Regions from separate parts of the Homo sapiens genome. Here all the other regions are linked to region 2. The links are chromatin loops, found by intact Hi-C in ENCODE. Cell type or tissue: prostate gland. All regions are shown on one strand.

The links. Hi-C counts contacts between places; a loop is a spot of excess contacts. Peaks named below come from ENCODE experiments on the same cell type or tissue, not always from the same donor. Only the 100,000 strongest peaks of a DNase experiment are listed, where the experiment ranks them.
Region 1: it touches region 2 in a loop (6-fold over the local background); 91 of 110 quality-filtered maps call a loop at or near these places.
Region 3: it touches region 2 in a loop (5-fold over the local background); 100 of 110 quality-filtered maps call a loop at or near these places.

The regions. Positions count from the first base shown.
Region 1 is chr4:77,617,431-77,619,930 of GRCh38, reverse strand. No RefSeq gene overlaps it. Among named protein-coding and RNA genes, the nearest start is that of CXCL13, 13 kb to the right of the region's middle. RefSeq lists a silencer at 1,061-1,160. In prostate gland, CTCF peaks have their summits at 374 and 1,080 (motif pointing right); a DNase peak (open chromatin) is centred at 1,090; H3K27ac peaks cover 1,499 bases.
Region 2 is chr4:77,384,571-77,387,070 of GRCh38, reverse strand. No RefSeq gene overlaps it. Among named protein-coding and RNA genes, the nearest start is that of CXCL13, 220 kb to the left of the region's middle. In prostate gland, a CTCF peak has its summit at 1,505 (motif pointing left); a DNase peak (open chromatin) is centred at 1,500.
Region 3 is chr4:77,599,707-77,602,206 of GRCh38, reverse strand. It overlaps a transcript of CXCL13 not described here. Among named protein-coding and RNA genes, the nearest start is that of CXCL13, 4.9 kb to the left of the region's middle. In prostate gland, a CTCF peak has its summit at 1,133; DNase peaks (open chromatin) are centred at 316 and 1,126; H3K27ac peaks cover 1,069 bases.

The DNA.
Region 1 (2,500 bases), 230 kb before region 2:
TGTGATAAAGTACTTTAGAAATGTCAATTTTATTACTGAATAATGGGTCTCAGCATGACTGAACTCTTGGCAATTATTTTACATCTAATTTGGGATGATGCATAAAAGAAAATCGAGCACAGATTACTTTAGCTTGGCACCTGGCAGCTGATAATGAACTGGTATAGATTGTCTTGCTCAGAACAATAAAGTCTCTATCTGCTGCTAGTTTCAGCTGACATTGGGCTGGTAGCCACATTTCTTCTATTCCTCTCTTTGGTCTGTTCTGGAGGTCATATGATAAGCTGTGTTTGCTGGTTTTAGGTTTCATCTTCCTGGGTCAGTTCTAGGGTACACTGCATTACCATGTTTGATGTTTCCACATTACACCATTCACCACTGGATGCCAGCAGAGCACTGCGGCTTGAAGTCAAAGGGTTGGACATGACCATTTCTAGAAGGCCAGTGGAATGGCATCAGAAATTGAACAATCCTAATTTCCTGGCATTTATGAATCCCAGTAATGACCCCAAGTTAGCTGATTTGAAAATGAGTTTATTCTTAGTTCCATAAGGGCTAGATGTTATTTTCATCTGAACATTTAGAATAATGAGATTCAGAGAATTGAATATGTTAGTGAATCATAGCAGAACCAAATTTTGATTCAAAATCTTCTAACTTCTACTTCTTTTCCTTCTCCTTAGCTTGGGGGAAGACCTAACTTGAAGAATGAGGGCTTACCTGTGAAAATTGATTGTATATTGTCTTTTGGCAGTGAGGAGGTAGGGAGAAATGTAAAAGACAAAATATAAGGGAAAAAAGCTTCTCAGTGTTAGTTGCATATAAATCACTGTTTCTTGTTGAAATGTAGGTTCTGATTCCGATTCTCCAATGTTGCTGGTTGGGAGGCCGTACTTTAAGAGTGAAGACCGTGGAGTCCCGAGTCTGGGCACCGATAGAAAAGAATCACCTGATTTCCTTGTCCGCAATCCCTGGGAGACACTCTTCAGGGTCTGACTGAATGGAAAAGGAAGCAGGGAATCCGGTCCAACGTTAATGTCACCGCCCTCACTGCCCTCTTCAATTTGAACATGGTATTTCTGGCAGTAGCCACCAGAGGGTGCTAAAGAACCTCCTTGAAACGGCTGCAGAGCCCTGTGAGGTTACCAGACTGTTTCCACAAGACCTGTCCTGGGCTGGTCTTGGGGTTTGTGGGGAGGACAGTTTGTTCAGGAGTGGATGAGGAACAGAAGGGCCCCGAGACCACAGGTTGTGTCAGAGACAGAGCTGAGGCCCTCGCTGGGACTACCACTCAGAGATAAGCACAAGAATCAGGCCAAGGAGGCATCATTTGGGATCCTCATTCCTCTTGCCCCCCTTTGAGGGCAAAGGGTGTTAGTATACTTAAGGATGTTGTCCACTTAATAGAGAGAAAGGGCTAGATCAGGGATTTTCCCCTGGGGCTTCCAGCCCCACTCAAGTTAAGGGATATATTGAGATATTTATTTGATCTTTAGATTTCAAAGGGAGAGGCTGTTATCCAGATTTAAAAAAAAAATGCTTGAAAATAAAATTGATTGCCTGCCATAAGATAAGCAATTTTTTCAATAGTAGAATATGTGATAAAAATACACATCTTTAGCCTTCATTAACTTTTATTAAAAATTATAACAATTCATATTTGGCATAGCCATCAGTTGTACATGTAAAGTAATAAATGAGATCATGGTATTTGGAGTCGGTCTGTGGGATTCAAATATCAGAACTGACATTCATTAGCTGGGTGATACTGGGCAAATTCATTTACCTCTCTGAACCTTAGTTTCCTCATCTAACCTCTTCTGAATGGATTTGGCCAATGATGGGAGTCAGGGGGATGGAAAGCATGAATAGGAAATTGTAAGGTGGGAGGATGTAGAGGTAGAGACACTTATTTCCTCCAAGCCCTGTTCACACTCAGTTCTGTTCATGGCTGATGACTTGCTCGATTTGATAATGAATTTAATAATGTCAGCACTCTCGGATGCACAATAGTAGTTATAAAAATGTGGTTAGGTCCTACTCTCTCCTAGATAATATGGTAAAAAAATTATTTCCGGCCGGGCGCGGTGGCTCACGCCTGTAATCCCAACACTTTGGGAGGCCTGGGCGAGTGGATCACGAGGTCAGGAGATCAAGACCATCCTGGCTAACACGGTGAAATCCCGTCTCTACAAAAAAATACAAAAAAATTAGCCGGCCGTGGTGGCGGGCGCCTGTAGTCCCAGCTACTCAGGAGGCTGAGGCAGGAGAATGGCGTGAACCTGGGAGGCGGAGCTTGCAGTGAGCCGAGATCGCGCCACTGCACTCCAGCCTGGGCGACAGAGAGAGACTCCGTATCAAAAAAAAAAAAAAAAAAAAAAAAAAAAAAAAATCCTAAATATTCCAAACAACTTACATGCTGTTACAGTGTTTAAGCTATTTAATCAGTCCAGATGAGACTTGATGGCATCTTGGCCGATGACTCATTCAATGACTATGG
Region 2 (2,500 bases):
GTTTGTTATGAACCAATGTACTATAGACTTTCTTTGCTATCTCAGGTCACCATCTGTAGTCATTGTTATGTACTGGGAAAGTGTTCTAGGCAAGAGACACTATGCAAACAGAAAACACACAAAAATGACCCTGTGGGTGCTCACCAGCAAATCCAGCTGCACATGAGCGCAAGGAGGATGCTGATGGTCTTCCATGTGCTCTGTGTTCTCACAAGGCCTACACCTTATGCTCACATTGCTTAATTCACTGCACTTTGTCACTGATAGTCACATAAAGGGAAATATTAAGTAAGCCTAGGAAAGCTCATGTTTGCATAAGATTTGTGAGCAATAAAAAATACAGGGTAAAAGCATAGAAGTCTCACTAATCCATACACTTACACCTTCTGAGATGCTGTTTTATGCACACAAGAGAAACGTGCTCACATGATGGATCTAGAATACCAAGGCCAGCCTGCTTTCAACTTTGAGAATCAAACTATTTCCAATGTATTTTTCATCCCTTTATTAGAAGGGCCAAGATACTAAGGCAGGTATATGCTGCTCAAGCACAAGTCCCTCTGAGAAACATGCCATTCTGTGACCATCTACTCAACCAAGGTGCTTATTATTGACCAAAGAGCTGACTCTGCCTCTCTGGATCTTTGCTCTGTTTTAATCTTTCCGCATCTGGTCCCCCACTGAGATCTTTCTCCAACACCTACTCTGGATCATCTGCTTTGAGACAGGTTCCTTTTACCTTCACCCATTTCCCTACCAAGAAGTGCCTCTACCCAGGGCTGTATGCCCAAATTTATTTTTCAAAATGCTATCAAAATTTGACATGGGAACCTTCAGAATGAAGACCCACGGAGAAACAGAAAACTTTCTATTTTCCTGCTTAGGTTTAATGATGTATGAACAGCCATGTAGGACTGTAAATGGTCAGAGATATATGACCTAATGCTAATAGACTGAGTTGGGAAAGCCACCTAGGCCTGTCTAGATTCTTTGTCTCTGGCATTTCTTCCACCTGGGTTGGTGGCAGGACCCCTTGTGGAATGAGGGTCTCATAACCTACTATTAGTCAAGGTAGGTCAGAATTTCTTCATGGCCAGTCCTTACACAGAAAGGCAAGGAGAAAGTGAGCAATCTTTCCAGGTTTTACAGCTGGCCTTGGGGAAGAGGGCTTCTAGTTTCTATGACTTGCCTTGAGGAAGAGGAAGTCTAGTTTCTGTGACCTGTCTTGGAAAGAACAAACAGGAGACAGAAGAACAGAAGGTCAGAGACTGACTGTTTCTGATACTGCTTCTGAGGCCTTCCTATCTCTTTTAGTGCAAAGTACTTATCAGGCCAAGAGGCCACTCACTTGTCCATTCTTTCTTCCCAGAAACATCACTAAGAAGCTGCTCATTTGAGGCCCCAACCCCTCTCCAGGCTTTCTCAGGGATCGTTGGCTCTGAGTATGGATCCTCCTTGAAGTCACTGAATGCGTAAAGTTGTTCTGCTGTGTGAGTGCTGCCCTCTTCTGGCCAACACAGTGAATCAGGTTTCAGAGTTTCTGCCCTGGCAGTTTACCTTTGGGACTTGTCTGATTCTTTCACACCCCACATGCACTTCCAGAAACCCTGGGAGGGATGCACAAGACCACTCATATCTCGTGAAGCATAGAAGTCAGCGAGTCAGTTTCTAGCAGTGTCCTGTGGTCTCAGATACCTCATCCTGGACTCTAAAGCCATCTCCCTCATACAGGAAGTTAAACTCATGATCTGATACACTTTGAGCCATCCAATCAAATAACCACTGAGAGGTCCACAGAAGTGCTGTTTAGCTTTTTAGTACAGACTTGCTTTCACATGGAGACCTCTGTTGAGTGAGTCCCTGATTAAAAAGCAGAAATAAACTCTTGGTTCCCCAAAAAACAAAGTGCCAAGTGCCAAGCAACCTTTACCAAGGTCAAGGCTCTAACTTACACACTTGCCTGCCCCACAATATAAAAGATGATCAATTTAGAAGCAAAATATAGAATGTATAGCTGTGCCACAGAACAGTGATATCCTATTCCATAACCCATAACACCAAATATGGCTCACTAGCACTCCCCCAGAACATGCAGGCATAGCCACTCCCCCAGAACATGCAGGTGACTGCCGTAGTTGGCAGGTCAAGCCCCCCCATCCCCCATCACTCAATTATAGGCCTGTCTATAAACTAGGAATCTTGTGACATAGTTTAACTCTGCATACAAATTGGGGACATTGAGACAAGGGGCTAGAAGGCAAAGCTCTTATACATCCTACAAGCCTGAGTGTGTTTGGACATACCTCTCATAGAGCTTTAAGCCTGGGAACTCTTATTAGGGAACTGGGAAAGATGAGTCTTCATGTTCAACTCAATACAGGGAGTCTTGTGAAACAGATAAAGGTCTAAACTCACAGCAGATTTCAATCCCATCCTAAAGACAAGAACAATGAAAGGAAGTTTCACTTTTTCCAAAGGAAGAGGGCTTGAAGTGAGAAGA
Region 3 (2,500 bases), 220 kb before region 2:
AAAACAGTGAGATGGCATAATTGGACAAAGTATCTGACAATCTAGGTAGTCAACAGGTATTAAACAGAGAGTTAACGGTAGAGTTTCACAGTGATTAAATAAAGTAGTTTGTAGTAAGAGATAGGACAAATGTCACTGTGATACAATTGAGAACATTTTCTTTCATGCCACTCAACTAGAAAACAGAAACTTACTGTATCCTGTTAACACATGTTTTAACCTGCTGAACATCTGACATCTGTTTGCTCCCACATAACTTTCAGCACAATAGAAAAGTATTATAACCTTGGAGGTGAGAGCTCAGGCTCTGAAATCAGACTGGCTCGGTTTGTATCCCGACTCCAACACTTATTTGCCTTGTTAACTTCCCCAGGCCACCAGTATCAGTAACATCATCTCAGGGGATTGTGTAGGTTACATAACAGTGCTTGGAAAGTGTTTTACTCAGTGTTGGGCAAATAGCAAACACTTCAATAACTGTTAGCTGTTTCTTTTTAACCTTTGTGAAAACACAAAAACGTGAAGTACATGAAAAAGTAACTTTGCTTAGTTTGCAAGTGAAGCTCCTGCTGTGAATTAAAATGTCACAGCATTTAGGTTTCCAGTAGGCACATAGGTGATACTTTGAGATTATGACTCCAGAGTTCTCTGGTTAAAGAGCTGTTCTTCTTTGACGCTGATCATCCACACTTTGTTTTTACCTACTCTCCTCACAAGTTACTTGTAGAGGTTTGTTATTTCATACAAATGTACTGAAGTTTTACACAGGGGGTGTTTTATTTTTTTTCATCATTTTCTTTTTATTTTACCATTTTTTAAACAGCTTTATTGAGGAATAATTTATATAAAAAGAACTGCACATATTCAGTGTCTGCAATTGGATGAGTTTGGACAGTGCAAATCCTGTGCATTTTGCCATCATTTTCATCTTGAGCGAGCTGCTTTCAACAGCCTATTTTTTGCCACACCATGATTTCAAGACCTATACCTGCAGAAAAGACATTTTTCAAAGGTAATTAAATTCATATTTCAAGTGTTGTTTAAACCCAACTTAAATGCAGGGAAGCCACCACAAACCTAAAACGTGTGTACCGAAAGCTATTACCTTGTAGGGTGGTGATTCCCCAAGAGACTGCTAGGTGGCAGCATTACTTACAGAAACAGTTTGCGGGAAGGAAAAGGTCTGTCCTCAGGTAAAGAAGACCCTGCCTGTGTGCTGACCAGAAGGGGTGTGTTGCATTATTTCAACATTCAAATCATTTATTTGATTTGACTTATTGCTTTAAAAATATTGTGAGGTTTGAGATTTTTTTGATTAGGCTGAAATATTCATGAAGGAGGGGAGAAAAACCCCTAAAAATCTGAAATAGTCCAACAAATTCTTGCCCAAATCCAACTCCTTATTCCTGAGGTTGCAAAATCAGATTGCATATTGGTCCTCTGGCATGAGATCACATTCGGCCTCAGCAGTGGCTGGGCTTGTACCTTCTGTGATTAGAAAGATTTCTGAGAACAGTGAGGCCACCACATACCAATGTCAAAGTGATCAAGCAATTGTGCTTTTGCTTTTAAAGCATAGTGCATGCAGTGAGCATTAGCAAAATACTCATCTTGTTTCTCCTCTACTGACGCTATAATGTAATCATATGTCATCATATATAATCATATGTCATGTAGATAATAAGTCATCATCTACTTTTCTCATTCGGCATATATTTATGTTATAACCATCAATGAAGACCTGGACATTATAAATAAAAGTCAATAGTTTCATTTTCCAGCAAGAGAACCCTTATGCAATTTTGAAAGTTTTTGGCATATCACTTTGTTCCCTTGATATCAGCTAATCTGCAAACCTCAGGTGCCCCCAAGTAATCTTCTCAGTGTCATATTGCTTTGCTCTTTTCTCTTCTTCATCTAACTAGCTATTCCGCTCCTCTCACTGTGTACTCTCTCCCTAGGGGTGTGTGTCTCTTCCCAGTCCTTCAAGTTTACATGTAAGTCCTCTCACATTGGTATCTATTCAATAGCCTAATTACTGGTCATTTCTTCATAGAGGCCTCCTAGATACTTCTCACTAATCATATTATCCCCAAACTGAACTTAGTGTCCTCAAAACCTGCTCTATCTCCAATATTCCAAGTCTTAGTAAATGGTATCATCATTCACCCAGTTGCTCAAAAATTTGCTTAAAAACCAGGGAAGTTATCTTGAACTCCTTCATCGCCTTTAATCCCCATATCTATTTGGTCTCTAAGAGCTGGCACTTGTATATCTTAAAATAGCCTGACTTTCTCCACTTTCCTCCCGTTTCACTGCTAGAAACTATTCCCAGCCACCATTGTCCAACTACTTCAATAGCTTGCTAACTGCTCTTTTCCCATCCCCAATCCCAATCCACTTTCCACACTGCAGCCAGAACCATCTTCTCAAAACACAAAGCTGTTTGTGTCTTTGCTGTGCTGCAAAGGCTTCCCACTATCCCCTGTGTGGAGAAGTC